Regions from separate parts of the Mus musculus genome. Here region 2 is linked to region 1. A link is a loop called in an ENCODE intact Hi-C map of the cell type or tissue named here. Cell type or tissue: gastrocnemius. All regions are shown on one strand. Links, peaks and the distances in the headings refer to the core of each region. The heading gives the core; the rest is flanking DNA.

What was found. A loop is a pair of places that touch in the nucleus more often than their neighbours do. Peaks named below come from ENCODE experiments on the same cell type or tissue, not always from the same donor. Only the 100,000 strongest peaks of a DNase experiment are listed, where the experiment ranks them.
Region 2: it touches region 1 in a loop (6-fold over the local background); 39 of 42 quality-filtered maps call a loop at or near these places.

Annotation. Positions count from the first base shown.
Region 1 is chr11:4,249,786-4,265,853 of GRCm38, reverse strand. It overlaps Lif (leukemia inhibitory factor), which reads right to left and starts at 8,286. Exons shown (of 4, transcript NM_008501.2): 1 at 8,166-8,286. In gastrocnemius, for the core only: CTCF peaks have their summits at 4,574 (motif pointing right) and 6,933; DNase peaks (open chromatin) are centred at 5,058, 6,920, 7,082, 8,158 and 3 more places; H3K4me3 peaks cover 939 bases; H3K27ac peaks cover 1,378 bases.
Region 2 is chr11:4,409,624-4,425,691 of GRCm38, reverse strand. Hormad2 (HORMA domain containing 2) reads left to right here. Exons shown (of 11, transcript NM_029458.1): 4 at 873-936; 5 at 1,385-1,421; 6 at 4,083-4,103; 7 at 4,962-4,988; 8 at 13,412-13,479. Among named protein-coding and RNA genes, the nearest start is that of Hormad2, 23 kb to the left of the region's middle. In gastrocnemius, for the core only: a CTCF peak has its summit at 3,573 (motif pointing right); no DNase peak of the experiment used is centred there.

The sequences.
Region 1 (16,068 bases), core at 3,267-11,266:
CATGCCCCCTCTATGGAGGACTGGTAAGAGTATGAGGTTGTATCGTCTATCTGGGAACTATCTGGGCAAGAACTCAGCCTTACTACGTTGAAGGGACCCCTAAAGCAATGATCAGGGAGGCTGGGCAAAATGGGGCTCCTGCTTCCTCTGGGTGCCTAGGAATGGCTGACACTCTTTGGAAGCCCCTAGTGCTTGGCCTCAGAGTACAAAGGTGACTCCTAACAGGTGCTTCTTACAGGTCTACGGCAGGATCCCGAGGCAGGTCCTTGCTGGTAGGTTAGAGACTCTCTGAGGGACAGTGGGGAAGAAGACAGGCTGAAATAAGACCAGGGTCTCCCCACTAACTATGAAGCAGTACAGAGAAGCATTCGGCGAGAGAGCACTGACCAAACACACCTACCTAGGGCCATGCTATCCCGAGCCATTGGGTCCTTCTAGACCTGGAGGTGTCATTGCGCTGGGGGACCCTATCCCAACCTTTCCATCTGACCTAACCCCAGATCCAAGTGGGACAATTAGGGTTACCAAAGCGTTGCCTGGCTTCTCCAGCCCCTTCGCTCACCCCCATGTCCCTAGCTCCTGCCCTGAGCCATATTCAGGATCTACTCAGGTGTTCTTATCCTAGCAGGGTGCCTTGTGTCTGTTCTCCTTGCCCCGCCCCCACACATACACCCCGCCCCCTCCAGATTCTTGTTTCTTGTGGTCTTTTGGCAGAGCCTCGAATAGTGGAGTGATGAAGCCACCAGGTTGGCACCCTTTCTTTCTCCCTGCATCCTGACACACCTTGTCTCTTCATTGGTGACCCTGTCTGGGGTTCACCATTCCTGTACACATAGGTTAGCATGTGACTCCACACCCCACACATCCCAGCGCCACCGCACCAGAACTACTCAGAGCACACCAGGTCTGAATCGGCCCTCATCCACCATCACGTCTTCCGAACAGCTGCTGTCTGACTCTGCCTGGTGTCCTTACATGGGCCCCAATTCTATCAGCCCAGAAAGCCATCATGGTCCTCTCTATCCACCTCCTGCCCCCAAGGCTAAACACCTCATTGCGTGTTCCAGTCACGGAGGACCTCATCCCTAACGGCCCCACTCCTGTGCCTGGCTCTCCTCTACATCCCTCCAGAGCACTTCCAGGCCTTGCACTGCTCTCTGGATCACTAGACCCCCACATGGGTCCACTCAACAGTCATTTCATCTCGGCTCCACCCTGCAGGAAACAGGAGGTGGGAACAGGTTCCAGAAGACACTGATAAGAGGACCTTTTGAGTTCAGTGAACTAGTTGACTCATTTGTGCCTCAGTTTCCCCTCTCACAGTACCTGACTTAGTCCATGCTCCCCCAGTGCTCTGGGCCCCTTGGTGCACCAGGCCCTGCCTCCTGCTCCAGTCCATGTCTGAGCACCACCTGTGACAGGCCTCTGAGGAGGCACCAGGAAAGGTCTCCAAGCAGAGCTGAGCCTCTGTCTTCAAGCCGCCTGCAACGTGGCTGGCGTGAGCTGGGGGTTTGCATCCGTCCCTCCCTCTCTGTGCCGCTGTATGTGTGTTTCCCTCTGCTCCCTCACAGAAGACATCCTCCCTTCTTGGCTGCCTGTTCCCAGGGTTGTGACCCTGGGCCCCGCCCTGGAGTGGCAGCCCCAGCCCAGCCTCTTCCAGCTGTGACTTCATCTGCAGCCTGTCCAGCTCCTGCACACTGGGCCTGCTAGGGGTTTGACAGGCTTCAGGATGAGGGGGACAGCCCGTTTCCACCCAGGGAATCCCTCAGCAGGGATAGGGGCTGCCATGCCAGGCCCAGGTGCAGTATCCAGTGCTTCTCTCCAGGAAGTGAGATTGTAGACTGGTCTGGAAACCTAAGCTAGCCTGGGCCTTCCCAAAGCCCTTGAGAGTCCTCTCTTCTGTCCACTTTGACACATAGGGCCAGTCAGCCTTGCCTTTCCCATTAGCTTTCACTCAACAGTCACAACTCTCTCCCAGGACCTCATAGCCACTTGCTTTTCACTTATGGAGGTTAAGGGGGTGGCAGGTAAAGATCTATACACAAAGAGTTAACGGCAGAGCTTCTGGCTTGCAAGATCCAGTGACCCCTCTAGGAGGCAATGGCTTTCAGAAGGAAGAACCCCTCAGCCCCCTGCAGCCTGACCCATTCACTCAGCCTTGGTGTTCATTCTTGTTTCAAGTAGGCACAGATTGCTTGGGCTCTGGGGGCTTGGAAAGGGGTCTGTTCCAGACAGTGATGGTCAGGAGGGACCACTCTGCAGATCCCGTCTATTTTTAAGCATTTTACACCTTGAAAGTGGTCTGGGCAAAGGTAGGAGGAGCTCTGGTGGTTTGAAGCATGTGTGGACTTTGACCTCATTTAGAAGCAGGCTGGAGATTTGGCTCAGTGAGGTACATGCTCTGTGGCTTTTGGGAAGTGGACCCTTCACACACACACACACACACACACACACACACACACACACACACACACACACACACAGGGCAGACACCCCCAATCAGGGCTTGAGATGAAGAAAGCTGCTGGTTGGACCTTACCAGCCAGGAGCTGATTCACCCCCAGACCCCATCTGAAAAGCTCAGCTCAAAGGAATTTGAATCACCAGCTTCCCCCTGCAGAGCCCCCGGGGGTAGGGGGTGGGGGGAAACGCGGGGGTGGGGGCTAGCCCCTTGCCTGCTTGCTGGGCTGTCTCTTTCCTGGGCCCTGGGGCTCTCAGACTCAGGAGAGAGGACAGCAGAGCAGTGACTGCTTGCAAGGTTTGGGGAGGTGGCCTGCCAGCCAGGCATCCTGTGTGGGCAGTGGTTACTCAGCAGGTAAGGAAGCAGCTCTCTGGGCACTGGGAATTCCCCAAGACCAATGACCCAGATGCTGAGCTGCTCCACAGGCAGGCCAGCCCCCCCCCCCCCCCCCCCCCCCCCGTTCTCCCTGCGTCCTCCCCTGAACGATCTCAGTTCTTCAAAACACAGAGCCTCAGCTGGGCTTTGGCGATCTCACCTGAAATTGCTGAAAGGTGAGCACAAAACTGTGCTCTGAGAGGAAACTGGGGGCTGGAGGATGCTTCTCAAGGCCCTAGCTGGTGACAGGTGTCAAAGGAAATAGGAGAAACCTGAGACTGTCCCTGGCATGGACTAGGCAGTCGATAACGTGCCCCAAAAGGCAGAGGCGGCTCCATTGTCAGCCTTGAGAAATGAGGGTGTCCTTAGAGTTGCAGCCCTGACTCTGAGGCACTGTGGCGCTGATACCCTTAAGTTAATACTTAAGGGTTGTTACTTGTGGAACACTGGATGAACTGGGTAGCCGAACACTGCCTGTGTGGCCCTGGTTGATGGCTCCTCTCTAAGCCTCAGTTTCCCCTCTGAAAACAATTCAGGGTAGATGCTCAGTCAACTCTGGCCAACGGGGAATAGGGAGTTTGGACCAGGCCTGGAGAGACTCAGCATACTTTGCTGGTTAGGGCTGGCCTGGCTTCTGAGTCTCTCAGTCCTTGGGGGTGGACATGGACCCTGGTAGTGGTCAGCCTTGGAGAATATCAGCAAGCCGTCCTGTGTCAGTCCTGTCTCAGACCGAGCACTGCCATGGAATCTGCAGCTTCTTACCCTCCCCCCACCAGATCTCTGGCAGGCACCAATGGCACCCGCTCAGAGCCAAAGAAGAGCCTCAAGTAGTCTGGCCAACAGCCAACAGCCCCAGCATCACCCCGACACTTCCTGACTAGTTCTGCGTCAGGAATCAAGCCCCTAGAGGTGAATCAGAGTGTCTGCATCCCCTCCCCCTCTTCAGTTCTAGAAACAGCAAAGGAAATAGCAGCCCACAGAGCTGACCCTCAGTAGGGCCAGAGGCCAGGGTGTGGCATGGTAGGTGGCCAGTCCCACCCTAACACTACCCTCCGGTCCTTTTTCTGTAAGTTAGGTTGCTCTCCCCCAGGTCAGGAGTTTGTGTACATGTTGAATAAGCATTCATACTTTGGCCCTATTCTCCTGAATGTCCAGGTCACAGAGATGGAGAACAATGCTCTCACGCCGGCCTCTAGCACCTCACGAGTCACAGGTACAAGTTACAAGGAGCTAGTAGCACCTTCAAAGAAAAATGGGATGACAAAATACATCAACATTGCCAGGGCGAGCATGGCCCCCTGAAGCACTCTTCCCAGTTGTCCACAGATAGCCACAGGAACGAAGGCCTGGCCCACACGGTCTATGTGACTTGCCCAAGGCCTGTCAGCAGTCAGCAGCACAGGGTGCCTGACTTCAACTGTGGCTTCCACTAAAGCCAGCTCAGGAATGGGCCAGAGGTGCATTATGGGCCCAGGTATGGGCAGGCCAGAGGCATGGTGTGGGGGTGGAAGCCTGGCATCAGGCCTAGCAGTGACGAAGTCCCTTGCAGAGCCCGGCTTCTCCAGAACCACTTCCTCCCCCAGCCTTAGACCCTCAGGGCTCCCTGCCTTGCCTAGGTGAGGCTGGGGACAGTCACAACTACGGAGCCTTTGCTCATAGGCATCAGGGGCCCTTCATACACACCACAGGAGGAAGTGGCTGGGCTCCTTCAGGGTGGCCTAGGCCAGGGGCCCAGCTGCGTCCAGAAGAGGGCGCTCTACAGAATCCCTGAGAATGAGGAGCTTCCCGGAGCCTGTGTCTGTGTCTCAGGGAGCTTTTGTGCTTGTGCGGTGTCAGTGTTGAGTCTGCGTTCATCAGTGTCTGGCCCTGGTGTGTGTGTGTGTGTGTGTGTGTGTGTGTGTGTGTGTGTGTGTGTGTGTATGCACTTGATTAGAGTGTTTGTGTGTGCACGAGGCTAAAACAGAGCTGGGCTTTGCAAGTCCTCCCCTCACCCCAAGTGTGTGAGCATGCATGCATACACACATGAATGCATGTGTGTGTCCATGCCTGTGTGAGCCTGTGTGGGTCTGGGTGGTAGCCAGGCATGACCCTGTGCATGAATATGCATGTGTCCTTGTGTCTCTGCCTTTCGATGTCTGGCCCCCGTCCCTGGGAACCTTAGGGCAGCCTCGTGTCATGGGGGCCACCAGCAACTGGTTCCCTCCCCGCCCTGCCCCTCCCACCCCGGCCACCCTGGATTTTTGGCTCAGGGACAACGCTGATGTCAGAGCTCGAGCTGTCAGCTTCCTTTCCCCACTGGGTTTTCCAAAAGAGAGCGAGAGACTGTAGCACGGCTGCTATTAAATAATCACGGGTGTGTAAGGTGGGGGTGGGGCACCCGTTGGTTTCCTGAACTTGGAGGCAATAAACAGAACAGGAAGCAACAGTGGGCAGACACACAGGAAGTTGGAAGCTGGCCACAGAGGTAGGGCCTGGCCTCATCTCTGTCCCCCCTTCTAGTTAAACTCACAAGGGCCACTTAACCGGACTAAGAGGTGACACTGGGGAGGTGGCCCGAGCCCTGACTACAAACCTCAGTGCCAGGAAGACTTGAAAAAAGGTCCCCCCACCCGCCAAGGATGTTAGGAAGGGGAGACATGAGGGAGATGAGAGAGAAGAATGAAGGGTTCCATAGTGAGGTGAGGGTGGGAGAAAGACTCGTCAGAGTGAAGTGTCTACTTCCTGGGAAAGAAAAGAATAAGCTTTCGGCTGTGGGGACAGAAGCAGGTGGAGCTGCCCGGACAGTGGGCCATAGCCAGGACTGGCTATCCTGTCAGGAAGCACAGGGTCAATCAACTCTTGTCTCATACTAGTCCCAAAACCTGGGGTCTCTGCAAATCTCGAAGACCCTTCCAGGGCTCAAGATTGGCATGCCAGTCTCAGGGACACCCCCCCCCCAATCCACTCCAGAAAATCATACAGAGTGCTCAGAAGACCCCCTAAGGCCTCCAGCCCACTCCCATTTCTCCTTTGTCACACTTGGAAACTGAAGCTCAGGAGTTGAATTGTCCAGGGTCACCGAAGATGCAAAACCCCGCGTTCCCACCCTAGCCCGCCCTCTCTGAAGTAAGGCCAGGGACATCTAACGGGTAGTTGGGACAGCTAGGAGATGCTCAGGGCAGCAAGATCTGTCAGGAGCTCTGGGGCCAGTCATCCCAGGGGAGCAACCCTCGCTGCCTAAGTGCTCCAGGTAGCCAGTGCTTATCAGCCACAGGGCTCCGTGACAAAATCCACTCTGATCTCCTGCCCAGCTAACCTCACCCCACCTGACCCCTGGATCCTGCTTCTGTTCCCTGCCTTTCCAGGTGAGACCTGTGCCCAACCCTCATGTCACCCCTCAGCTGTGGCATCTCCTCTGCGAAGACTTGGACCTGCAGGCTGAGAGGGAAGACTATCTTAGAGGGAAGATGGTTCTCTGTAACAGTCATCTTAGCACCCCCCACCACCACACAGAGTCCTTGCCTGTCTTTCCAAGCAGGGTGCGACTCTGTTAGCTGGAACAGAGGGGCCGTGGACCCTGGAGTCTGTCAGACCTTAGACTCAGATTTAGTTGTCATTTACAAGGTGCGCCACCTCAGGCAGGTGGCGTCATCATTTAAACCTCAGCTACGACGTGTGCAAAATTGATAACAGGATCGTCAATCTTAAGTTGGCAAAGCCACAAGATACACCTTTATTATAGACATCTTTATCTGGTACAGCTGCAAAGGTGAGACCCAGAGAAAGCATGCCACTTTGCCAAAGCCACACAACAAGTCAGTGGGCCATCCTTGATAATATATGCCCTGGTGCTTGTCCTGGGTTCCAAGACTTCCAAACTAGTTTGCTTGTGAAGATTCCAGAGAGGACTCGCTCCCTGAGATCCTACTGCCTTGATTAGATCCAGTCATTGACGCCGGGGGTGTGGATGGGCTCCCTCTATAACCTTGAAACCTGAACTTAGGGTTCTTTGCCCTGTAAACGCTTAGCAGCTCCAAGCCCTGGTCAGCAGCGCCACCTGCTGCCCAGAATCAGCAAGTACAGTCGGCTCGCCAGCTCGCCTGTTCAGTCCGTACCAGTAGGTGGGTGGGGCTGGATAACTGGATTTGAGGAAGTGAGTGGGTGTCTGGGGTGCAGGATGGGGGTGGGCAGAGGCCATTCACCAACACAAGGGAAGAAGGCTCCTCTTGGGGGCTTCCAGAGCTTTGTCCTAATATCTGCAAGGTGTAGCCCAAAAGACTGGCCACAAGGAGGTGCCAGAACCACATTCAGTGGTCAATGGGGCACAGCCTTGCCATGGCTCTGGGGGAGGGGGCAGTGGCCTTTTCCTGGTCCTGCTACCTGCTCCCACCTTGTCCTGACAGTTCTTCCAGGTGGGGATCAGACTGTCAACTTCGCAGGGGGCCACGGTGACCCAGAGAAGGAAAATGAACTGCCCAAATTCACACAGCAAGAGGCAAGAATCAAAGCAAACTAAACCACTTGGTTGTACAGACTAGTCCCAGGCTCCCCTTACTGTCCTGTCCCGGCATGGCATGACATGGACAGGATCCTGGGAACAATGTCCCCTCCTTTTGTCAGCCCCCTAGCAGGTTTGGAGGAACACTGACAAATTAGAGGTAAGAGCCTCTTGGAATTTTGGATGCCAAGCACCCAACGCAGGGGGCTCTTGCACAGACTTGGTTTTTGTTTTTCTCTCTTTGTCACTGTCCTGGAGCTCGGATGCGGGGGGGACGAAGACCGGCCAAGCTCCGATCTGGCCCAAGGTCAAAGGCAGAGGAGTAATGACCTTGGCTGATCAAGTTCCCCAGAGCACCCATGATGGTCCCCGTGGACTGCTGCAGCCCATTTTGAATGGACAGGGACGGCCCTCCACTGCTCCATCTACCGGAGGGTAAATGAGGCCTCTGCAAGCTCAGAACTCTAGAAAAAGAAAAGGGATTTGAGTCCCCTGGGGATGCAGAAATCATGACTGCCTTTAGAATCAGGCTGACCCTACCACGATGGCACAATGCAAGCCTGGAATCCATGTGCTCTCTCCACTGCCCTTTACCCATCCTGTGAACTTTAACCCACGGGACACTTCCACAGCTGGTCTCTCCAGCTTTGCTTGGCCATCCTCCAAGAGAGACTTCCAAGCCTGACTTACAATGCATCCATTACAGACAGGGAGAGCGAATGCTGGAGGGTTGTGTGGGCCAGCAGGTGCCCCTGATCCACAGGGGAGCAACTGATGGACCATCTACCCTCCTGGGGATAAGTGTGGGGTGCAGCAGTGCCCCTCCGCCCTGCCCCCTCAAGGGAATCCTACCGTGGTCTCGCAGCCCTCCACAGTCTGCACAGTTGTCCAGTCTTCAGGGTGACACCATCGTTGTTGGGCCCCTCTGCTTCCCTCTCCTCCTGAGGCTCCTCTGGCGTTGGCTCCTCACCCTGCCCCCCACCTGACTTCCGTCTGAAGTTGGTGGCCTGAGGCTCCCCCCACTTCCACCCCACCCCCAAGCTGAGGACCAGAGAGGTAGAGCACCCACACCACAGATGGAGCCTGACACGGTGGTGGGAAAGGTGTTGTTAGAAGGAGAAGCAGGGCTGGGTGTGGGGAGGGGGCGTCCCTGTACTTGATGCCCCTGGGCTGCGTGGCAAAGCCACTATGGCCTGAGTCACAGCTGACTGGGCCGCGCCTAGCCTGTCTGGGTGACCCAAGCCAGCATAAGGCAATGACTGGGCAGCTCTCCTCATGACCAGCTGGGGTCAACCTTAGGTGTTTTGACTCAGACCTGCCACAGGCTGTGTGCACAGCTACCATCCTCTGTCTCTGTCCCAAGAGCCACAGGCCTATAGCTGCCCCTGTCCCAGCCCCCACCTCATAACCCGGGGAGCTACCTGGCCCTTCTGATCTGCAATCAGCCCCAGGCTTCAGGGCCCCACCTGCTGTGGGACCTTCGTCCCTCCCTGGACAAGCCCTGCCCTTGGGAATACTCCGGGAAGCAAGGAACTTTGTTGCCTGTGCTGCTGAGGGCCTCTTGATTCTCTGTGGACTGTGACCTTTTTCTTGGTGCTACAAGGAGTTCTGTAGACTGCCTGGGCAGGCTTGCCATGGACGGCCAGAAGATGGTTGGGGACAGGGACTAAGAGAGGAGAGATACAGAAAAGAAAAAAGAAAAAAAAGCAATCAAGAAGGGATTAAGGAAGGGACTGAGAGAAGGAGAGAGGGAGGAAGGGAGGAAGGGAGGGAGGGAGGGAAGGGAAAGGGGGGAGGAGAGTAAAGTATAAAGAGAGGGAGAGAAGGAGGGACTGTTGACAGTTTTCAAACCTGCCTAGAGCAATATTAGTCCTACACTTTTCCCAGGAAACCCTGTTTTAGGGAAGTGGGCTCCAACAACACACAGTGCAGAGGCAAAACTGAGGCTTGGCCTATGAGTAAGATAAGGGCAGAGGTCACAATCTTTTCACCTGTAAGGTCTTCGTCTCTCACTGAAGAGAAAAATAATCACGCTAAAGTTGGGATGAAGGGGTGGAGTGCAGAAATGTCTTGGTGAACAGTACTCCCCTTTAACCTCTGTAGGGCCCAGGACACCAGGACCAGGTGAAACACTGCACACATAAAGTCATTTTAAAACTGGGGCTGGGCGGTGGCGCACACCTTTAATCCCAGCACTCAGGAAGCAGAGGCAGGTAGGTGGATCTCTGTGTTCAAGGCCAGCCTGGTCTACAGAGTGAGTTCCAGGACAGCCAGAGGAGAAACTCTGTCTCAGAAAACAGTAATAACAACAACAACAACCTGGGACAGCGGTTAGCAGATGGCTCTGTGGGTAAAGTGCTTGATATGCAAGCCTAACCCCCTGAGCTTGAATCTCTACATGGCAGCAGCCTCTGACCCCCAGGACTGGGAGGCAGAGACTGAGAGATCTCAGATGCATGCTGGCCAAGCAGCCTGGGCAAATGTCAGTGTCTAGATTCAATGAGATACTGTGTCCAGAAAAATAAGGTGGATGCGGCTGGGGAGATGGCGCAGTGGTTAAGATATTTGCTGCTCCTGTAGAGGATCCAGGTTCAGTCCCAGTACCCACAAGCTGACTTACAGTTCCAAAGGATGCCACATCCTCTTCCAACCTTTGGGGGCATCAGTTGCACAGATAGACACGCAGAGAAAACACAATATGCATAAGATAAATACATCTAAAGAAGAAATGATGAGTTGGAGGGACTGGAGAGAGGGCTCGGTGGTTGAAGTACGGGAGCACTTTGACAGACGATTCAAATTTGTTTCCCAAAATTTATGTCAGGTGACTCACAACTGCCTGTGACCCCCGCTCCAGAGGCCTCTACAGGCACCCATACTCACACGCACATATACACATAATTTTAAAATAAACATAAAATCATTTTTTAAATGCAGGGTTTAATTTAATGCAGGGTTTAAATGCACTGCTGTCCTGGAACTCGCTCTGTAGACCAGGCTGGCCTCAAACTCACAGAGATCCTCCTGCCTCTGCCTCCCAAGTGCTGGGGTTAATGGTGGTACCAAATAAGTCTTTCTTCTTTTTTAAAGGAATTATTATTTAATAAATGTTTGTGAGTACACTGTTGCTATCTTCAGACACACCAGAAGAGAGCATCAGATCCCATTACAAATGGTTGTGAGCCACTATGAGGTTGCTGGGAATTGAACTCAGGACCTCTGAGGAGCAGTCAATGCTCTTAACCACTGAGCCATCTCTCCAGCCCCATAAATCCTTTAAAAAAATTAAAATTAAAAATAAAAATAAATTAAAAAAAAACAAAAACAAAAAAAGCCCTCTGATGTCCACACGTGACCTATTCAGGTAAATACCACATTTATGTGCAGTGCACACACAAGTTTTGTTTTTGTTTTGTTTTTTTTGTTTTTTGTTTTTTTTGGTGTTTTTGAGACAGGGTTTCTCTGTGTAGTCCTGGCTGTCCTGGAACTCACTTTGTAGACCAGGCTGGCCTTTAACTCAGAAATCCACCTGCCTCTGCCTCCCGAGTGCTGGGATTAAAGGCGTGTGCCACCAAGCCCGGCTTTTGTTTTTTTTTTTAATGAGTCTGAGAAAGCCAATGTGGTGGCACACCACTGTCATCTAGGAGGGTTGTAAGTTCAAGACCAGCCTAGACTCTACACTGTGAGATCCCCTATGCAACAAACAGAAGCAAATTACAGAAACCCTGAGGTGTCGCTCTGTGGAAGGGCTCTTGTGTACATGTTCAAGGCCCATGATTCTGTTCCCAGCACCAAAACAAAGTCAGCTGGAACAGTGAAGTCCACAGAGGCCCCAGGAAGCCCCAGGTCCTCGTGTGGCTTCTGTTGTGTCCAGGCTGTGAGTGTCCAGTCTGTGGGCTCCTTGGAGCATAAAGTGCATCTGCCAGACCCTCCTCTGACCATCGGGCCTCTTACCCGAGGGAACGTTAACATTTTTATTCATTTATTTATTTTTAACTTTGTGTATATGGTGCCTGGGTCCCACAGGGGCAACAGATCCCCTACATCTGAAGTTTCAAGCAGTTGTAAGCCACCATTTCAGTCCTAGGATCCAAACCTTAGTCCTCTACAAGAGCAGCCACTGCTGTCAACAGAAGAGCCATCTCTCCAGGCTCAGCTTTTGTGTGATAGATATCAATGACTAGGTCTGTGACTGTCATACACCCCCCCAAACCTCTTAGCACCCCCTCCAAAGAACTCCAGAAACCTCAGCTTCAAACTGGCTGGGGTTCTCTGTATTCCTGGCCTTGGGACTTGCTCCCTGGAGTACAGCGAGTGCTCTGTCCCTTCTCAGGACAGTGGAGAGTACACCAGTGTATTTGTGTAAGCCACCTTATAGGGGCTCATCTTCCACTGGGGCTCAGAAGCAATTGCTTAGAGCCCTGTCTCTGAGACTTGCATGGCGGGTCGTCTTGAATGTCATTACACATGTGCCCAGGACCTGTGCAGACTCTACATATTGCATTCTGGGGGTGCCAGAAACAGGGAAGCCCCACAGCCCTTCCCTTGAGTCCAAGGAGATGGGGGTACCTGAGCTGCAGGAGAGCAAGGGGTAGGGAGTGGGGGAGGGCTCAGAGAGGCAGCTGCAGGGTAGGGGTGTGCTGGGCCTTAGAGGGGCCCAGGCTGCAGGGTAGGAGTGTGCTGGGCCTGAGAGGGAGGCAGGCTGCAGGGTAGGGGTGTGCTGGGCCTTAGAGGGGCCCAGGCTGCAGGGTAGGGGTGTGGGGGGTGTGCTGGGCCTGAGGGGGGGCAGGCTGCAGGGTAGGGGTGTGCTGGGCCTGAGGGGAGGCAGGCTGCAGGGTAGGGGTGTGCTGGGCCGGAGGGGGGGGGCAGGCTGCAGGGTAGGTTGTGCTGGGCCTGAGGGGAGGCAGGCTACAGGGTAGGGGTGTGCTGGGCCTGAGAGGGAGGCAGGCTGCAGGGTAGGGTGTGCTGGGCCTGAGGGGAGGCAGGCTGCAGGGTAGGGGTGTGCTGGGCCTGAGGAGGGCAGGCTGCAGGGTAGGGGTGTGCTGGGCCTGAGAGGGAGGCAGGCTGCAGGGTAGGGTGTGCTGGGCCTGAGGGGAGGCAGGCTGCAGGGTAGGGTGTGCTGAGCCTGAGGGGAGGCAGGCTGCAGGGTAGGGGTGTGCTGGGCCTGAAGGGGGGCAGGCTGCAGGGTAGGAGTGTGCTGGGCCTGAGGGGAGGCAGGCTGCAGGGTAGGGGTGTGCTGGGCCTGAGGGGAGGCAGGCTGCAGGGTAGAGGTGTGCTGAGCCTGAGAGGGAGGCAGGCTGCAGGGTAGGGGTGTGCTGGGCCTGAAGGGGAGGCAGGCTGCAGGGTAGGAGTGTGCTGGGCCTGAGAGGTAGCCCAACTACAGGGCAGGGATTCTGTGGTGGTTTGAATGAGAATGGCCCCCAAGGGCTAATATATTTTCATGCTTAGTCACCCACCAGGGAGTGAAATTGTTTTGAGAAGGATTGGGAGGTGTGGCCTCGTTGGAAGAGACACATCAGTGGGGTTGGGCTTTGAGGTTTCAAAAGCCAATGCCAGATCTAGTCTCTCTCTCTCTCTCTCTCTCTCTCTCTCTCTCTCTCTCTCTCTCATGCCTGTGGATCAGGATATGACGCTCTCAGCTACTGTTCCTGCACCAGTAGACTAACCCTCCCCTCTAAAACTGTAAGCAGGCAACCCCCCCCCCCCCCCAGTTAAATGCTTTCTTTGTAATACTTGCCTTGGTCATGTTGTTTCATCACAGCCATAGAGCAGTGTATTAGTCAGGGTTTTCTAGAGTCACAGAACATATGGGTAGTCTCTATATAGTAAGGGAATTTGTTGATGACTTATAGTCTATAGTCCAACTCCCCAACAATGGTCAGCAGCAGCTGTGAATGGAAGACCAAGGATCGAGCAGTTGCTCAGTCCCGCAAGGCAAGCAGGCAAAGAAGAGAGAGCAAATCTTCCTTCTTCCAGTGTCCTTACGTAGGTCTCCAGCAGAAGGTGTGGCCCAGATTAAAGGTGTGAGCCACCACGCCTGGACCTGGGACTTGCTTTCTCCCAGATGACCTTGAACTCAGAGGTCTCCCTGTCTTAATCTTCTGGGATTCATAGCCACTACACCTCAAGATCTCCATGCTGAGATCCAGGTCAGAAACTTGTATCTCCCAGCCTCCACATTGGGATCACTTCCAGTTCTGGAGTGTAGTTCATTCCAGATTTAGTCAAGTTGACAACGAGGAATAGCCACTACAGTGCAGTGACTAACACGTAAGCGTGGGACCTGAGAAGAGGCCCAGCTTTAGATCCGGGAAGTGCTGGACCTTGACAAGTCTAGAATGGAGGCTCCTGGCTAGAAGGCAGGGAGGAGCTGTGGATGTTTTGTGAGAGGGAAGAGATGTGCCAAGGCCGAGGTGTCTGAACTGTGTGGCAGGAGCAGGTGTCTGGCTGGGGCAGGGAAACCGAGGCTGAGCATCGAGTGAGAGGAAGGTGAAGCATCAGGGTGTGGAGTAGGAACACTGAATAATGGAAGAAGAGTGAAGGGGTGCGCTGGAATTCTGTGGGAGGGGTGTAAACAACACAGACTGTGGACAGGGCTGGCAGAGAGGCTGGCAAGCTAGGATCTACAACGCCTCCACATCTCCTGGAGTTGGGGAGGAACAACAGCCAACCTTGGGAGACATCAGCTTGACGCGTGCACGTGACTCAATGAATGACAGATAGATCTTTGTTGACTTAGGTGATGCACCTGAGACTCCTGCACAGAGCCAGGAGCATCCTCAGCTACTTCCCAGGATGACTGCTGCTCCAGGCCAAAAGCAAATCAGGAAGCCCTCCCCGATAGGGGTGCAGAACTCAGCCAGGGTGGGGCAGCCATAGGCCTCCCTGCCCTTCCTCTGCAGACCAACCTCTGCCCTCTCTGTGGGTAACCTCAGCGCCTGCCTCAGACCCAGCTCCCCTTCTGCTTCAGGAAACTGGGGGTGCCACCTCCCACCCACAGCTTCCCAGCAGTTCAGGCCAAGGAAAGCCCCCTTCTCCTCTGTGGTCAGAGCAGCTGTGAGAGAGAGCCAGTCCACTGACTTGGCAAACCCAGTGCTCCAGCTGTGGGGATGTTGGGATGGGCAGAGTGGACTCTCCGGTTGGCTCCTGAGCAGCCATCCTCCATCCTCTCTGGGCTGAGGGCTGGGCCTATCTCCTCCCTTCTTGTTAAGCTCCTATTGCATATTGTTGTGCTTGGCTAGAAAACAATGAAGGCAGCCGATGATGACCCTGTCCTCTTTCACCGCAGGCCTTTTGGGAAAGTCCTCAGGGACGCAGACATCACAGAGAGAACGCGTCCACGTGAATCAGCTTTGAGAAAATGCACAACCAACTTGGCGACCTGGGCAGAAAAAAAAAAAAAAAAGACTAAGGTTTTGCTTTTGAGATTTCTTTTATCTTTAATTATGTGGGTGGGTATGTAAGGGCAGGTGCCTGTGGGGGTCAGAGGCATTTGGGTCCCTCTATAGCTGGAGCTGTGGGCAGGACAGACCACCCGAATGGTTGCTGGGAACCAAACTCCAGGTCCTCTCCAAGAACAGTGTGTCTGCTCTTAACCTCAGAGCCATGGCCCCAGCCCTATGCCCTTGAGCTGACAGCTGTAAAGAAGGAAGGTTAGTCTAGCCAAAACAAAACAAAACAAACAGAACAGCATTCAAGACAGCAGGAATTTCATAGGCAAAGACCATATGGTAGGAGGGAGCCCTGGGACAGCCAGTGTGGGTAATGGATCTCCCCATGAAGTACTTGCCGAATAGGAAGCCAGCCGCCCTCCATGATTACATGGGAATTCTGGGCGCCTCCTCTGGTTCTAGCCTCTGAGCTTCTGTCAGACACGCTTCCTCTCTGGGCTTTGTGATTAAGCACGGTCCTTTACTTGCTCACCTCTGACCCTTAAATACAGGGGGCCTTTGCCCTAGCTGTCCCCTTCATACCTGCACGTCACTCGGACCACACTGAGGACGTCATCTCTCCAGACACTAGCCTGACTACCCACATGGCCTGATCCTTGCTGTCAGGGTTACATCATCCCCTGTGTTTGCCCGGTTCATGCAACCTTATAGGCTCCTGTTGGTTCCTTTCCTGGTCTGCTGTCTGTCTGCCCCTTGCCCTGGAGCTTAGTGCAGAGGCAAGAGATAGGACCAGAAAGATGCCATTGTTTCAGGGCCGAAGGGGCTTGAGTTCTAATGGTTCCAGCCCACAGCTACTTGCTGGAGAACCTACATGGGACTCTCAGGCATCAAAGCTACAGCCTCGAATTGGTAACCGAGTCCCATGTCAGTCTCATTGTGTCCCCTATTTCAGAAAGTGGGAGAGACAGGGAATGGTCAGGTCATGTACATTTGTCTCTTTCTAGTAATGCTGGAGGTCAAACCTAGAACCTTACCGATATTAGGCCAGTGCTCCATTGCTGAGCTACATCCAGGGCCCCTTATAGGGAAAAGAACATACTAACTTACTACATGCCTAAGGCATATGGAGATATATACATTCATATATATATATGCAATAAGTTAGTTAAAAAAAGAAGCCTTGAGCCGGGCGGTGGTGGCGCACGCCTTTAATCCCAACGCTTGGGAGGTAGAGGCAGGCGGATTTCTGAGTTCGAGGCCAGCCTGGTCTACAGAATGAGTTCCAGGACAGCCAGGACTACACAGAGAAACCCTGTCTTGAAAAACCAAAAAAAAAAAAAAGAAAGAAAAGAAAAGAAGAAGCC
Region 2 (16,068 bases), core at 3,132-11,131, 160 kb before region 1:
GTATTTTGTCAAAGTAGAATAACTTTCTATTCCTCAACAATGGTAAGAAGTGATGTTAATTTTAGCATAGGAAAACCATATGAAAAGATGGAGGACTCTAAGAGCTGGCGAGATGGCTCCACAGGCATAGACATACTTGCTGCCGAACCTAATGATCTGGGACCCATATAATGAGGAGAGATCCCAGTAAGTCATTTTCTTCTGACTTGTACACGCACATTGTGGCATACACCTTTCTACTGCACATACATGTACGCCAACCCATAAATTTATAAACACCTGATGATTTAAGATGCCTCTATTAACTCATACATGGGTCAGTGACTTTATACAGATTTCTTTATATACTATGTCTTTCTTCCTTCATATGGGGAAGTGGGAGATCTCACATGGAGATGTTTGAGAATAACTTACACATTTGTGTTTAATATTTTTTCATTAAGAGGGAAAATAATAAAGAATGAAATTAGGAATGTGTTTAACTTGTTAGTTGAGATGGTCTCAGTGACATCTTAGATTATTTAGAGAGAATGGGATAAGGAAAAGAGACCAGAGTGGGAGTCTGCTACACTGCTCCAGAACTAGGACTGAGGGAACTATCCACATAGGATTCATGTATAAAGTGGGTGTTTAAACATCAAAACGTGCCATGCAGTGGCGGTGTACACCTTTGATCCCAGCACTCAGGAGGCAGAGCCAGGTGGATCTCTGAGTTCAAGGTCAGCCTGGTCTACAGAGTGAGTTTATGGACAGCTAAGGCTACACAGAGAAACCCTGTCTTGAAAAACTAAATTTTACAAATAAAAAAATAAAGGAAATGCTTTATTTAGCATGAAGTTTTCAGTATAACAGTGATGTTTCTTTTTTTCTAGACCTCAGTTTAAAAATTCTCCGGGAAGACAAAAAGTGTCCGGGGTCATTACATATTATTAAATGGTAAGTAAATTCTGTAAAATTGCCCATCAAACTTTATTTTCTAAAATCTTTTCCTAAAAAGAGAATACTTTATTAGCCCTCTTTCCTGAAAATTGTAGCAATTATTCAGTATTATTTTAAACTATTGATTTCATTTTAGAAGAAAATAGACTTATATAAAGAAAAAAAAATCCTAACTGCGATTATTCACTATATACCTTTGTGTTTACTACCATTCTGTGCTGGGAAGAGAGAGAACACTTCTGTGCTTCAGAGCTGTGTGTTATTTATAATATTCTATAGATATATGGGAATGGCTTGGGGTTTTAAAAGGTGGTTAAACAGAACGGGCAGAATGATTGTTAATTTATATACTGCAAAATAGAAGTGCAAACTAATTACATACTTGGATTTATTTTTTTGGCTGTTCATATGGGCTAAAGTGACATTGGATATTATTTCTTGACAGGATTCAAGGTTGTTTTGATGCTTTGGAAAAGAGATACGTAAGAATTTTTGAAAATTTACCTCCAAATTAAAGACTCATCTTTACTCCTTAAAAAAGTTTAGACATTTTATTTTGTAGTGTTTAACAGTATAGCAGTGCTTGCTTTTTTATTTGTTAGTCGATTTTCTTTTATTTTGTCTGTGTCGCCTCACTGTTGTCTCCCTTACAACAAATAGAAACGAAAGCTTCGTTTTCCTTTTTATATACGCATATCTTTTTTAACCACAGAATTTCCTCTGAAGTCACTGGACAAGATCCACAGGATGTGGGTTAAGGAAGACAAGAATCTGGTAGTTAGCACGTTGAACATGTTCTAAATAGCGGTGACTCGGTTTGCAGATGGAAAAGAAGAAATAGTTAAATAATGAAGTTTTACTCTATTTTATTTTGTTAATTATAACTCCTGTGTATAACTTTGAACTTTTAAAAGACACAGCCCAGATTTTAAGTGCGTATGCTCTCTCATGCTTCAGTAGACACGAATGAAGAATGTGAAGAATGAAGGCTCAAGGTCTGGCTGAAGAGATGCGATGCACCTGAATGAAACCCCTGCTCCTATGCTTGCTCCATTCCCCCAAGTCTTCACTCGTCAGCTCCACGTTAAGCTGCAGTGAAGAGGCTTGCCATTGTGTCAGTAATGTAGTCACGGAGTCCCTCACTCCTTCCCACCTTGGGTGAACAGTTACTCACATTCATTCCATTTTGACCCAGGGGACAGAGGGATACAAAGATAAGACAGATCAGGGAAGGGCTTAGAGACATGGCAGGAGGTGAGTGTTGCTCATATGAGGGCTAATGATTGCTAGTTATCTACTGGTTCAGCTGTACCTGTTGCTAAATTATTGGTTGTCTGGGGTCTGGGTTGAGAAAGAGACATTGCAGGATGAATTTGGCTTCTCGGCAGCGCAGCGGGATGGATTAGCCTCGGAAGTACTGAACACCTAGGAACTTTTCATAAGTTCTTTATTGTTACACAAAAAAGGCACTTTTAGCAAGACAATTTCCGCATAGCAAAACCTCTTATCTGATGTAGGAGTTGTGTGAAGGCCGATTACCTAAGCAGTTCAGTCAGGAGATTTCCTGGTTCGCCAGGTATGTCTTGGGACTAAGTTATGCAAAAACTCTGAATCCTTCAGAAGGGCAGCTCCAGAGATCTCAGCTAACCTGATCAAGGCCGTCCACGCGTGACAAGACCCTCTTTCACTCCAGAGATCTCAGCTAACAGTCCTGATCAAGGCCATCCACGCGGTGACAAGACCCTGTTTCTTACAAAGAAGAAAGGAGTGGGGGAAGAGGAAGAGGAGGAAGAGGAATAAAAAAGCAGGTCACTGGTGACGCAAGCCTTTAAACTCAGCACTCAGGAAGTAGAGGCAGGTCTCTGTGAGTTTCAGGCCAGTGGGACCTACTGAGTGAGTTCCAGGACTACCAGGACTGTTATATAGAAACCCTGTCTCAAGAAAACCCAAAGAAACAAAGAGTAGTTCAAGTAAAACCAGGTTTCAAGTAGCAAGTGCCCTTGGAAGATGTCCTGTTGAAGAACATGGTCTTACTAGTTATGAAATTCTGGGTACTTCCCCTATTGCCCCTCTCATCTCTCACAATTCCTGCTCGTGAACCACACTACATTCTTTCAGAAACTGAACTCTGATCATGTTATCCTTTATGCCTAAAAATTTCCCAGGAATTTAAAAAAGTGTTCAAAGCTGTTTGCACGATCGAGCAGGCCTGAATGTCCCTATTGATTTTCTAAGACACCCTCCCTCACTCCCATGCTCAGGCTACACGAAGACTCTCTAGGATGCCAGTATCTTCCACATACTGTTCCTCTTGCTCAAAAAGGTCTGTCCAGACCCTATGCATGGCCTGCCTAGCTCCATCTTGTCCTGCCGCTAAAATTGTCCCTCATTTGAGGGTTCCCCTAACACTTTGTGTTGTTTCTTCACAGCAGACCCTGAGTATAACAGTGTGGCCATGTGATTTTCTTACTGTTAGTTCCCCTTTCTAGTCGGCATGCATCTTGAGATCAGCGGCTAGCCATATTCTTTCTTCTTTTAATGTGACAATAAACTATTAATAGTTTTACTGTGTGGTCATAAAAATCAGTTATAAAGAAGAAAAAAAAAATCAGTTATATGCTAAAATAGCCACAAGGTGGCACTAAAGTTTTAGTCAACTGCTACAGAATTATGGTCCTCACGTTTTATATTTAAGAATTTATCATAGTGTTGATTCTATTTATGTCTGTATATTCAATATTCTTTAAAGCTGAGAGAATGTCTTTGTAGTTTTGTGATGTATAGAGAAAGGCACGAGTTTGTGAGACACATCAGAGTTTCTAAGTTGTTTACCTTGCTTGGTAAATTTTAAAAGGAGTACTTATTAGGGATTCTTGTGGTACATTTAATTTTGAACAATAATGGATTGTTTTGCATATCTTTTGGTTCCCGAATTAGAAAATAAGAAACTTTTTTTTGATAATCCTTCTTTTGTCCCAGTAAAGCCAGTGTTTGTAATAGAAATTGTTTGAATGGGTGAATTAGTTCCTTTTTCTGACCTTCTGAATATTTTCTCTCTGAAGTAATATTTGAATTAGTCTTCATCAGAATTGTCAATACTATAGTACAAACATATAATAACAGAGTTTTCTTTTCTCTTGAAGCTACACATGGCAGTATTAACAGTAAGTACAAACTTAAAGGCCAAGTCTCTGTCTCTGCATGAACTTTTGGCAAGTACAGCATTAAACAGGCATCTTTCCCGCTTCCCCTCGTGAGATTTATGACATTTTAGCATTTCAAAATTGGATATATCAGAACTTAAGATATTATAAATGTTCAGTATATTTCTTTGACATATATATTATTATATGAGAGAACATATCATATGAGAGAATATATCATATTAATGCTTAGGATTTAAATATATTTTTAGATATGTAACAGATCCAAAGTCTTTTGTTTGAAAGTTTTGTGGACTTTTTTTTTGAAGTTTTATATACCCATAGGTATAAAATGATTGTAGAAAATTGAGATACCATTGATAAAACATATTAATTATTTAAATATTTATGACATAACAAGTTAAGAATTTATTTGTACAGCTGGGCAGTGGTGGCACACGCCTTTAATCCCAGCACTTGGGAGGCAGAGGCAGGCGGATTTCTGAGTTCGAGGCCAGCCTGGTCTACAGAGTGAGTTCCAGGACAGCCAGGGCTACACAGAGAAACCCTGTCTTGAAACAAACAAACAAACAAACAAACAAACAAACAAATGAATTTACTTGTAGTTCAGTCATATTAATCAAAAATACTATGCATCAGTTATAAACTTCCTTATATTTAGTGTTCATAGAAAGTTGTAAAGATTCCGAGTTTTTAGTAAAATACGAGCTCATCCTATATCTAGCTAGAAATATGCCTAGCTGGTGCTCGGGACTCAGTTAGCACAGTACAAATTAAACTCTTCACAAAGACAGTGCATTCAGTGAGCAGCAATTAGTAAGTCTGGAAATTAAGTGCTTTTTATTTTCCCTTAAACAGCTTTACACAAATCCCAAGGAACCTGAGGTAAGAGGGTAGTGTATGTATACTATATTTAAGTATATTTATCTGAAATGAGGCTATCAATTATGTTACTAGACTACCACATAAACAGAGCAATTTATCATGAACTTTATGTTTCATTATAAATGAAACAAGTCTTTTATTATGAAAATATTTTTAGAAACTAGATTTTTTTGTTTTTAGAAACACCCAAAAACCAAAAAAAAAGCAGTTTAGAACTGAGGCTATTGGGCCGGGCCGGCAGTGATGGCACTCGCCTTTAATCCTAGCACTTGGGAGGCAGAGGCAGGCGGATTTCTGAGTTCGAGGTCAGCCTGGTCTACAAAGTGAGTTCTAGACCAGCCAGGGCCACACAGAGAAACCCTGTCTCGAAGAAAAAAAAGAACTGAGGCTATTTTTTATAACATGTCAATATTAAGATTCTCCTAATCATAAATGTATAAAAGTAATTTATTAATATATATTGTAGAACTAATAAGCATTTACTATTGTATGATAATAATAAAATATCTAATTATTTGCTTATGATCTTCTGGAAAAGTAAAAGCTACAGCATTACTCTGAGCTCGTGAGCACTGAACGCCCTCTGTTGATGCTCTCATAGACGCTGAGAGCGTTCCATCTCACTCTCATCTTTACATTCCTGAGCTTGCTTAGTGACTCCTGGACCCTGCTGCTGTTCAGATCTTTTGTGAAATCCTCTTTGGCTCACTGTACTAACTTCTACTTTTTCTAAAGTCCTTTCTAAGCAGAGCCCTGTTTAACCCTCTGGGTTGATTCCTATATTTCCTAAGGAGATGAGGATTTGGAGTTCCTGGGAGAAGCGTGTTGTTTTCTAGCTTGTAGAGTGACTAGCATTGCCTAAATACGACATAGTTACCTGTGCCACTTCCATGGCCTTTCTGCCTGTGACACGAACACAGAGTGAGAAGCCCTTTGTTTTCTCACCCGGTTTTGTCTCTCTCCTAGCTTTCTCCTCTTTTTTTCCCCTTGGTTTGAATTTTTCTTCTCTAAGCCAGTGTATTTAGTCTAACTGGCGACATTCAAAACTAAATTGTTAAATCCTTAGTATTTTCTCTGTGCAAGATTGAAAATAACCATGCAGGTGAGGAGAATAACTACTACACACAAGTGTATAGCAATTCCTTAATGCCCAAACTGGTCTTAGGTCCTTTTTTCTGAATCTCTCTCCCCCTTAAGCTGTTTCTAGAACCCACTATGTAGCTGAGAATCCCCTTGAATTTCAGATCCCGCTGCCTTCACCAAATGCCCCAGTTGTGTATACACAGTATTGAGATTACAAGATAGCACCATGCCTGGTTTACTGAGTCCTGGGGCTGGAACCCAGTCTTTGTGCTCTACTACCAGCTATCCCGATCTTTTTCTTCTAGTAAGTTTCAATTTTTTTTTTTTTAAATTAGGACTGATTTGTTTTTCTCATTCTTATTATGTTTCCCTATGCACACACCTCTCCTAGTTTGAAATCTGGTTAGTTTTGGTGCATGATCTTTTATTTATTTGCAGATTTTTTAAAATAATAAACTTTATTTTAAAAAAGAAATCAGTAGTTTTAGAGGTAAAACTTGAGTTTACCTCAGGATAAATCTGACAATGAGAATAAAGTGACTAAATTAGTTTTGATGCTAACATATAGAATAATGTGGTTTTGGGGGCTGGAGAGATGGCTCAGTGGTTAAGAGCACTGAGTGCTCTTCCGAAGGTCCTGAGTTCAAATCCCAGCAACCATGTGGTGGCTCACATTCATCCATAATGAGATCTGACGCCCTCTTCTGGTGTATCTGAAGACAGCTACAGTGTACTTAGATATAATAATAAATCTTTTAAAAAAAGATACTGTGGTTTTGAAAAGAGAGCGTTTTGTATGATAAGTTTCAAGCTATCCATGACCCAACAAAAATATTTTGAACACTTACCATTTCTTCTCTGTGGAAGCAATCCCTAAGTGCTACGTTTTCATAGCACACATCTAATTACTAAAAAACGGTAGACTATTTGAGTCTTTTTAAAAAAACTCCAAACAAAGTCAGTGATTGTATTAGTACTTTCCTGCTGCTCTGATAAAATGCCATCGCCAAGAGCAACTTAGAGAAGCGTTTATTTTGGCTTACAGTTCCAGAGAGGAATTCCTCATGGCAAGGAGGCATAGCAAGCAGCAGGTAGGCAGCAGGGGCAGGAAACCGAGTACTCACATCTTCAACCACAAACCCAAAGCAGAGAGAGCAAACTGGAAGTGGAAATGAGGTTATAAACTACCAAAGTCCACCCTAGTGACAAACTTCTTCCAGTCAGGTTCCTCCTACAGGTTCCACAACATCCCCAAACAGTGCCACCAACGGGGGCCAAGCGTCCAAATGTTCTGAGGGACATTTCTCATCAGATCACATAGCAGTGATTATTACACTTTCACTACTATGCCAGTTCTCCACTGTTCATAGTGTAGAAAGGCATGCCCAAGGTCCCACTGTTTTATGGCTTGGCTGCTGCCTAACATCAAGTCACTGAGAAAACTGTGGGGCTCTCTGACCTCATTCTCGTAAATAACCAGGAGACAACCTTTTCAGATCAACCTAATCTCTGTCATTTATTGATCCTGTGCCAATAGCTTGAGTCATCTCTGAAAGGATAACCTTCCCTAAACAAAATGGCACAAAAAATAACAGTAAAATATTTACTAGGAATAAAAATAAACTTTCCACTTGGGACTAAAATTTGCAGCACTCCTGTGAAGAATATATCAAGCACAACAGTTGAACAGCTTAGATCCAAGAGTTTTTCCTAATTCCGAAGCGGACAGAATTAGGAGCCGTGCACACAACTGTAGCACATTTGCATTTATACTTTTGTTCTGACTGCTGTCGTGAAAGAGAGCCTGAAAACTAAAGCGATAAGACCGACAACGAGCTTTTCTGTAGGCACACACTGAAGTGTGGGGGCAAATCAAGCAAACACGTCTTAATTTGTGATAAACCGTTAAGAATTACAGTTAGGAGTTGGGGCAGTAGAGTCCCGCACACGCCTTTAATCCCAGCTCTCAGGAGGCAGAAGCAGGCGGATCTCTGAGTCTGAGGCTAGTTTGGTCTATAGAGCAAGTTCCAGGGCAGCCAGGGCTACATAGAAAAACTATGCCTTGCAAAACAAAACAAAAACATTACATATATGAGTTTTATGAGCAGTGCTACCATGTGTTTCATTGTCTAGTCTTTTGTGCCTATGAGAGGTGATCACACAATTTTAACTTCCTGTTTCACTGAACAATAGGTGATCCTAAAATATGTGTTTAGAGACTTTGTTTTTATTCATTTGTTTGTGTGTTTGTTTGTTTTTGGGTTTTTGAGACTAAAGTTTCTCTGTACAGCCTTGGTTGTTCTGTAGACCAGGCTGTCCTTGAACTCACAGAGATTTGCCTGCCTCTGTCTCCTGAGTATTGGGTTTAAACTTGACCTAGAGACTTTTTTTTTTTTTAAAGTTTGTCTATTAAAGACCAGGTGTGTGGCACATACCTATAGTTGCAGCACTCAGGAGAGGCAGGAGGATCATTACTTTCAGGTTAGCTGCACAGCACAGAAAAACTCTATGTCAAGAGTGAATCCTTGTAAGATGAAATTCTTCTTGAAGATGAACTCTGGGTGTTTTTGTTAGTTTTGTATTTAGCACTGTTTACCGACATAAAGGGGACAGACCAAGTCTCTGACCTCTAGAAGCTTATATTTGTATGAAGAAGAATAACCAATGAGTAAATAGAACTTAGTAAAAGTCATTTAAGGTCGTAATGCTATGAAGAAAGTATGAAAGGTGTTGTGCTGGTCAGAAGGAGGGCTGAGATGCCAGTTTTAGATTGACAAAGCCATAGGAAACATCCCTGGGGGCTAGACTGCTGTTGGAGCTGAGATGGAATAAGGGCAAGCCACAGTAATGACAGGTAGAACAGCACTGAGGGCAACACCAGGTTCTGGAGTCAGACCGCAGCTCTACCACGTCCTCTCTCCATCAATACTGACAACAATGATGCTACCTCAGAGTGTTGGTGGCATAATCCGGAATATAGACACACTGAGACCCCAAGTCAGGAAGTGTTTATCGGCAGAAAAGAGACCCCGGATCTGTCTCATAAGTGAAAAAGGGAAATGGCAGAAGAGCTAAGTGGAGGAGAGGTGAGGAGGCTTTAGCACAAGGACAGTGAGAGGCCGGGGAGCAGTGACACGCTTTGATTTGTACTCGGAACGTTTCTTTTTGTTGTAGTCCGAGGAATTGGACTCAGGCCTTGCCTAGATCCTCCCCGACCCTTGCCCCCCCTTTTTAAAAATAACATTATTGAGATGACTAGCTCAGTATGCTACTCAGGTTGGCCTTCAATTGTGATTTCCCTGCTTCAGCTTCCTCAGTAGCACTTCCTGAGTGGAAGCATATGTAATGTGTACCTGGCCTGGTTTGTATTCAAAAACTCGTGGCTAGAGGACAGAGAATAAAGATCACATGGATGTGTGACTCACTTTGGAGACAGACCTGAGAAGTCTTTTCAGTGACTTGGAATAGAGAGTGAGAAACAGTTTGAAGATGGTGAACTTATCAAGAATTAACACTTTAAAATATTCTTTATATCTGTATTCATCTGTGTCTACGTGACTGTATGTGCATCATGTATGTGCAGTGCCCTTAGAATCCAGAAGTGGGTGTCAGATCCCCTAGGACGAGTTCCAGGAAGTTTTAAGCCTCCCAACTCCTCTGTAGGAGTAAAAAGTGCTCTTAACCTAAGCCATCTATCCAGCCCTGGGATTAACATTTTTTAAAAACAGTTATATATCTCAACAGTAAAACCACTGGTTTAGGAAACAAATAATAAAAATATGACCAACTACTTAAAGATCTCTTTTATTTACAAAATGCGTTCCCATAGTATTAAGAGGCTAGAGTTGACTAGAAGCAAGGACAGGTGAGAAGAATAGGCATTGTTTGCTTGGCAGGACAATTATACTTAGCATTGGCTAAGAGAGGACACTATGTCTAGCAAATCTGGAGTGAACCTGTTGCTCTTAGGCACCTGCAGCCACCTCTGATCTGACCTATTTTTTCTATTGTATTCACAAAACAGTCCCCTGAAAATAGGTTGAGCAGTTAGTTATAAAGGCAATTCTCTTATAACACTAACTCATTATAATCAGTCTCCTTAGGTTTAGGCAGGTATGAGCTGATTTCCAGGACTTGATCACCCGTGGTTAAGTTGTATACTAAAGATCAGCAGAGCTTTGAGCTCAGATCTTAGAGATAAGTAACAGGAATGTGAAAACTATTTTTGATCATCCCCATTTCCACATTGTCAGATGAGTGAGGGTCATAGTCTGTGTTCTGATTTCAATTCATACTCTCTTTAGAACTTCAGCTCTGTCTGCAAACCCTAATTTATCTAGGTAAACAGTTATTTTTAAGCTAAAGCATTTTAAATTGTGTGTGTGCATGTGCACGTGCACGCTTGTACATGTGCAGTTGTGAGTGGCAAGTGTATGGAGATCAGAGAACAACTTGAGGAGTCAGTTATTCTTCTGCTCTGGGTTCCTGGGATAAAACTTGGGTTTTCAGGCTTACAGTGTAAGCACTTTTATCCTCTGAGCCATGTCATCTGCCTGAAAGGACTATTTGAGTTTGTTTTTAATGAGGAAATTTGTTCTCTATATTCCATCACATCCTTACCAATGATGAGAGCAGATAGCAGTAGTAGATTCTAGTGAAGGAAATAAAATTCAGTCCCCTAGTTCCTCCATTCCCTTACTTCTCTAAATCACCACAGAGGCTTTCTAGGTGTCCTCATGGCTTCCCTGAATGTGTCCTTCCTTCCCTTCTTTCCTTTCTTCCTTCTATCCTTCTTTCCTTCCTTTTTCTTTTTCTTTCTTTTTCCTTCTCCGTTTCCCTTCCCTTCCCTTCCCTTCCCTTCCCTTCCCTTCCCTTCCCTTCCCTTCCCTTCCCTTCCCTTCCTTCCTTTCTTTCTTCCTTTTTTTTTTGAGAGATTTCTCTGCTTAGCCCTGGCTGTCCTAGAACATACTGATCTGCCTTCCTTTGCTTCCCAAGTACTGAGATTAAAGGCACGAACCACCACACCTGCACACTTCCTGTCTGTCTTAGACACTGTTCCTTTGCTGTGAAGAGACACCATGACCAAGACAACTCTTACAAGAAAAAGCATTTAACTGGGACTTACTTATAGTTTTAGAGGTTTAGTCTATTATTATCATGGTGAAGAACATGTCAGCACACAGCAGACACTAGAGCAGTAGTTAATGACTACATCCTGATCTGTAGGCCATGATTAGATGGGGGAAGATAGACAGACAGACAGACACTGAGCCTGGTGTTACCAGTGATACACTTCCTCCAACAAGGCTGTACCTCCTAATCCTCCTAATCCTTTCAAATAGATCCACTCCCATCCTGATGACTAAGCATTCAAATATTTGAGCCTATCAGGGCCATTCTTATTCAAATCAAAACATTGTCTGTATTCTTTTTTATTTGTTTAGTAGTTGTTGTTTGTTCTATTTAAATTTTGTATGTATGTATGTGTGTGTATGTATGTTTTTAAGATTTATTTATTTATTTCATGTAGGTGAGTACACTGTTGGTGTCTCCAGACACACCAGAAGAGAGCATCGGATCCCCATTACAGATGGTTGTGAGCCACCATGTGGTTGCTGGGAATTGAACTCAGGACCTCTGGAAGAGCAGTCAGTGCTCTTAACCGCTGAGCCATCTCTCTAGCCCATTGTCTGTATTCTCAAGGTATACAGAGAGATCTTTAAAAACTGCAAACCACTGATCTGTTTAAACTTTCAGTAGACTTTGATGAACTTAGAATAAAATCCAAAATCCAGCAGGGCATGGTGGCACACACCTTTAATCCCAGCACTCGGGAGGCAGAGGCAGGCGGATTTCTGAGTTCCAGGCCAGCCTGATCTACAAAGTGAGCTCCAGGACAGCCAGGGCTATACAGAGAAACCCTGTCTCGGAAAACAAAAACAAAAATCCAAAATCCATACTATTGTCAACATAGTCTCAGCAACATCTCTCATTTCCATCTAGTTGGCTTCTTTTTGGATTCTGAGAAAACATCCCTTCACAATCCAGAGCTTTTGCATTACTGTTCTGCCTATCTGAGGCACTGTCCACAGGTCTGCATATGACTGACTCCCTTTTTAAAAAAAAAATCTATCTATCTATCTATCTATCTATCTATAACTCCAGATTTTATTTCCCGCCCTTGTCCACCCTCTAACTGTTCCATATCCCATACCTCGTCCCTGTCCCCCTGTCTTCACGAGGATGTCCCCACCCGACCAGACCTCTAAACTCCCTGGGGCCTCCAGTCTCTTGAGGGTTAGGTGCATCTTCTCTGACTGAACCCAGACCTGGCAGTCCTCTGCTGCATATATGTTGGGGGCTTCATATAAGCTGGTGTATGCTGCCTAGTTGGTAGTCCAGTTTGAGAGATCTCAGGGGTCCAGGTTAATTGAGACTGCTGGTTCTCCTACAGGGTTGCCCTCCTCTTCAGCTTCCTCCAGCTTTTCCCTAATTCAACCACAGGGCTCAGCAGCTTCTGTCCATTGATTGGGTGCAAATATCTGCATCTGATTCTTCAGCTGATTGTTGGGTCTTTTGGAGGGCAGTCATGATAGGTCTCTTTATGAGTGCTCCATAGCCTCAGTCATAGTGTCAGGCCTTGGGACCTCCCCTTGAGCTGGAGCCCACTTTGGGCCTGTTGCTGGACCTTCCTTTTCTTAGGCTCCTCTCCATTTCCATCCCTGTAGTTCTTTCAGATGGGAACAATTATGGGTGAGAGTTTTGACTGTGGGATGGCAACCCACCCCCTTCACTTGATGCCCTGACTTTCTGCTGGAGGAGGGCTCTACAAGTCAAAAAATATTATATCTTCAGGAAAAATTTCCTGATCCTTCTAAGTCTAATGAGCCCTTCTTTCTCTCCACTATGCACTTTCTGCCATACTATCTGTTTTATGTTGTCCGGGGCACCAGTTCTATCTGAAATTACCTTGTTTTCTTCGTTTACTAGCTAGCTTTGTAGATTCTATGGAAAAAAATCTTCTCTGCCTTGTTCACCACAATGACTCTGGTTTTTAGCTTAAAGTAGATAATTTGATAAAAGATTGATTACATGAATGAATGATTCCTCAACAGGTGATATCTAATGGAAACAGTTGCTACCTAACTTATTTTTAGCTGAGAGGAGAGAGATTACGTTATCATTATATCTGAAACCACTACTCCTTGATAAAGTAATTCTGCGAGACAAACATACAGAAGAAACATAGGAAATAGTCAACAAGATGTTCCTTTTATGAGGTAAAAATCTGGTTTTGTTTCAAAATTAACTTCTTTCTCTGCTCTCTTTGGTTTTTCTAGAAAGTGACTGAGATATACCAATTCAGATTCAAATACACAAAAAAAGGAACCACTATGGACTTTGACAGGTAGACTCTAATTGTTTAATGAACATGAGAAATGTATAGGAGTACAGTAAATATAAGCTTCTATGTGGCCAGTGGAAATCTTACATCTTTTTGTAATTTTCTCATAGCCCTATAAAACCTCGCTATCACAAATAGAAATTATAATAATTGTTTTAAGGTCTGAGGTCAAGAAATTTGGCTGGTGAAAGTAGAGGCAATGGTGGATGTCATTGCTCTTAAAATTATATTAATAAAGGGCTGGAGAGATAACTGTGGTTAGAAAGCACTCTTCCAGAGGACCTGAGTTCAATTTCAAAGTCAGGTGGCTTACAACTGTCTGTAACTCCAACTCCAGGTGAATCTCGCCTCTGAGGATACCTGCACCCATGCACAGACCCACATGCAGGCACACACCTACAGATAATTAAAAATAATTCTTGAAGGAACAGAAGATTTAATGTAAAAATATGTTAATAAGGCTGTCAACATGATGTTAGATAAAGAACCCATATGACTGTCTCTAGCTATTAATCCAGTAGCCCTGTTGGCGTGCAAAGATGTCAATTTATTCCATTTTCAATAGAGGAATACTGAGCCTGAGGGAAAAGAAATTACTGGATTATTTGCCTATATGCACAAATGCTGTCAGTTGCTTATCCATACATATACACATACCATTTTCTATGTGTCATATGAGAAAACTCATATACACTTATTTTCCTATAAGTCTTTTGTTGTTTTGTTTTTTGACACAGGGTTTCTTTATGTAGCCCTAGCTGTCCTGAAACTCACTCTAGACCAGGCTGGCCTCAAACACAGAATCTGCTTGTCTTTGTCTCCAAGTTCCCCACCTAAAGGTGTAGACTACCACCACCTGGCACCATCAAATCTTAAAATCCATATTTTTAGATATAGTAATGGGTCAAAGAGCAAAACCAAGGAAAACCCTAGTGCATATGGAGATGTTTGCTAGGGAACGTCATTCATCTCTCAGAAGCTTTGGCTTCAGATCAGCCAGTGGGTATAGTGAACCAAGGGCTGCAGATGAGACAGGATAGAAGTTGATGACACAGAGTCTCTAAAAAGACTGCTAATGAAAGTCTTCAAGGGGAGATAGCTACCCTGAAAGGAACAATTCTGAAGAGAAATTGACCATATGCCTTCTTTCCAATAAGTTCTTAAGTATTCTCTCATTTGTGAGACTTGCAGAAAGTACTCAGATATAAAAAGAAAAGTCAGTTCCAGGAAGGATATTTAAAATACTAGCCACAATTAATTAGTATTTATATGCCGTTTTACAGGCTGTATAGTACTTTGCCTTTTGTTTTGTTCTGTTTTTCAAGACAGGGTTTCTCTGTATAGCCCTGGCTGTCCTGGAACTCACTCTGTAGACCAGGCTGGCCTGGAACTCAGAAATCCGCCTGCCTCTGCCTCCCAAGTGCTGGGATTAAAGGTGTTCGCCACCACTGCCCAGCGGTACTTTGTCTTTAAGGCAGCATCTCATGTGGCTCAGGCTGACTTTGACTTAACATATAGGCAAGGTTGTGCTCTACCGTGCCGAGCTGTATATGACATACTTCATGCTTCCCCCTACCCCCACATAAACAGTTATCCTTACTCTCCAAAACTCCAATATACATATTCTGGACAACCAGATTAATCTTTTTGTTTGTTTTAGAGATACATATGCTGAAAGGTAAACAATAAAGCAAATGGGTAAAATTTCCAGATACTCTAAAGGTGAGAAGATAATATGCAGTATAAATTTCTAGAAAATTACTTAAATGAGGGTCCTTAATATGATCTTCTGATGTTTCGTGAGGCTTTATGAGCTACATAGCTATACCCCTTCATTCTGATTAAAAATCTGATTTAAAAAGTTGATGGAAATTGATAGAAAAGGTAAAGTAATCCAGTTAATATGTTTGTTTACTTTGTGATCTCTCACTGCCTCCAAAAATTAGGGAGAGACCTAACAGTTTAAGAACTTGGGATTATTTTGCAGTTCTAAGTGCCAATATGTTCAAGGTACTGCAAATATATAGCCATTGTAGCGTGTCCTTGAAGACACTCAAATGTGAGACTAATTGGGAAGAAAACTTTGTACAGAAACAAGAAAATTTGAGTTAGAAGATTAGCCGAGCTCTCTCATTCATTTATTAATTCAGCAAATCTTTATTGAGTAGGTGAATACCAAACCTAGTACTATGGAGATGAAAGATTTAGCCGTTCATAGTCTATATTGGGACAGATAATTCTTCGGAGGGGAGGTGCAGAATATAGGGGAGACCTCTCGAGGAGCTGGCCCATGAGCTAGGTAGGTGCTGTGGGAGCATCAGGATGAGAGACAGAAAGTACAATACGGCTGCAGATGTGTGTGGTTGAAACAAACTGGGTGACAGCTGTGGGGGTGGGTGGGGGTGAAGAATAGTTGTACATGCGCCATCTCTCACCTTTGGTTCAAAGCTGACAGGTGTAATAGAAAACTTTAGCATAAAGGTGACATAAGCAGACCCTCCTATTGGGAATAGTATTTTGCCTGCAGTATGGAGAATGTCTTCAAGTGTAGACAAAAAAAGAAAGCCAGAAGACTAGATGCTTTAGTAACCT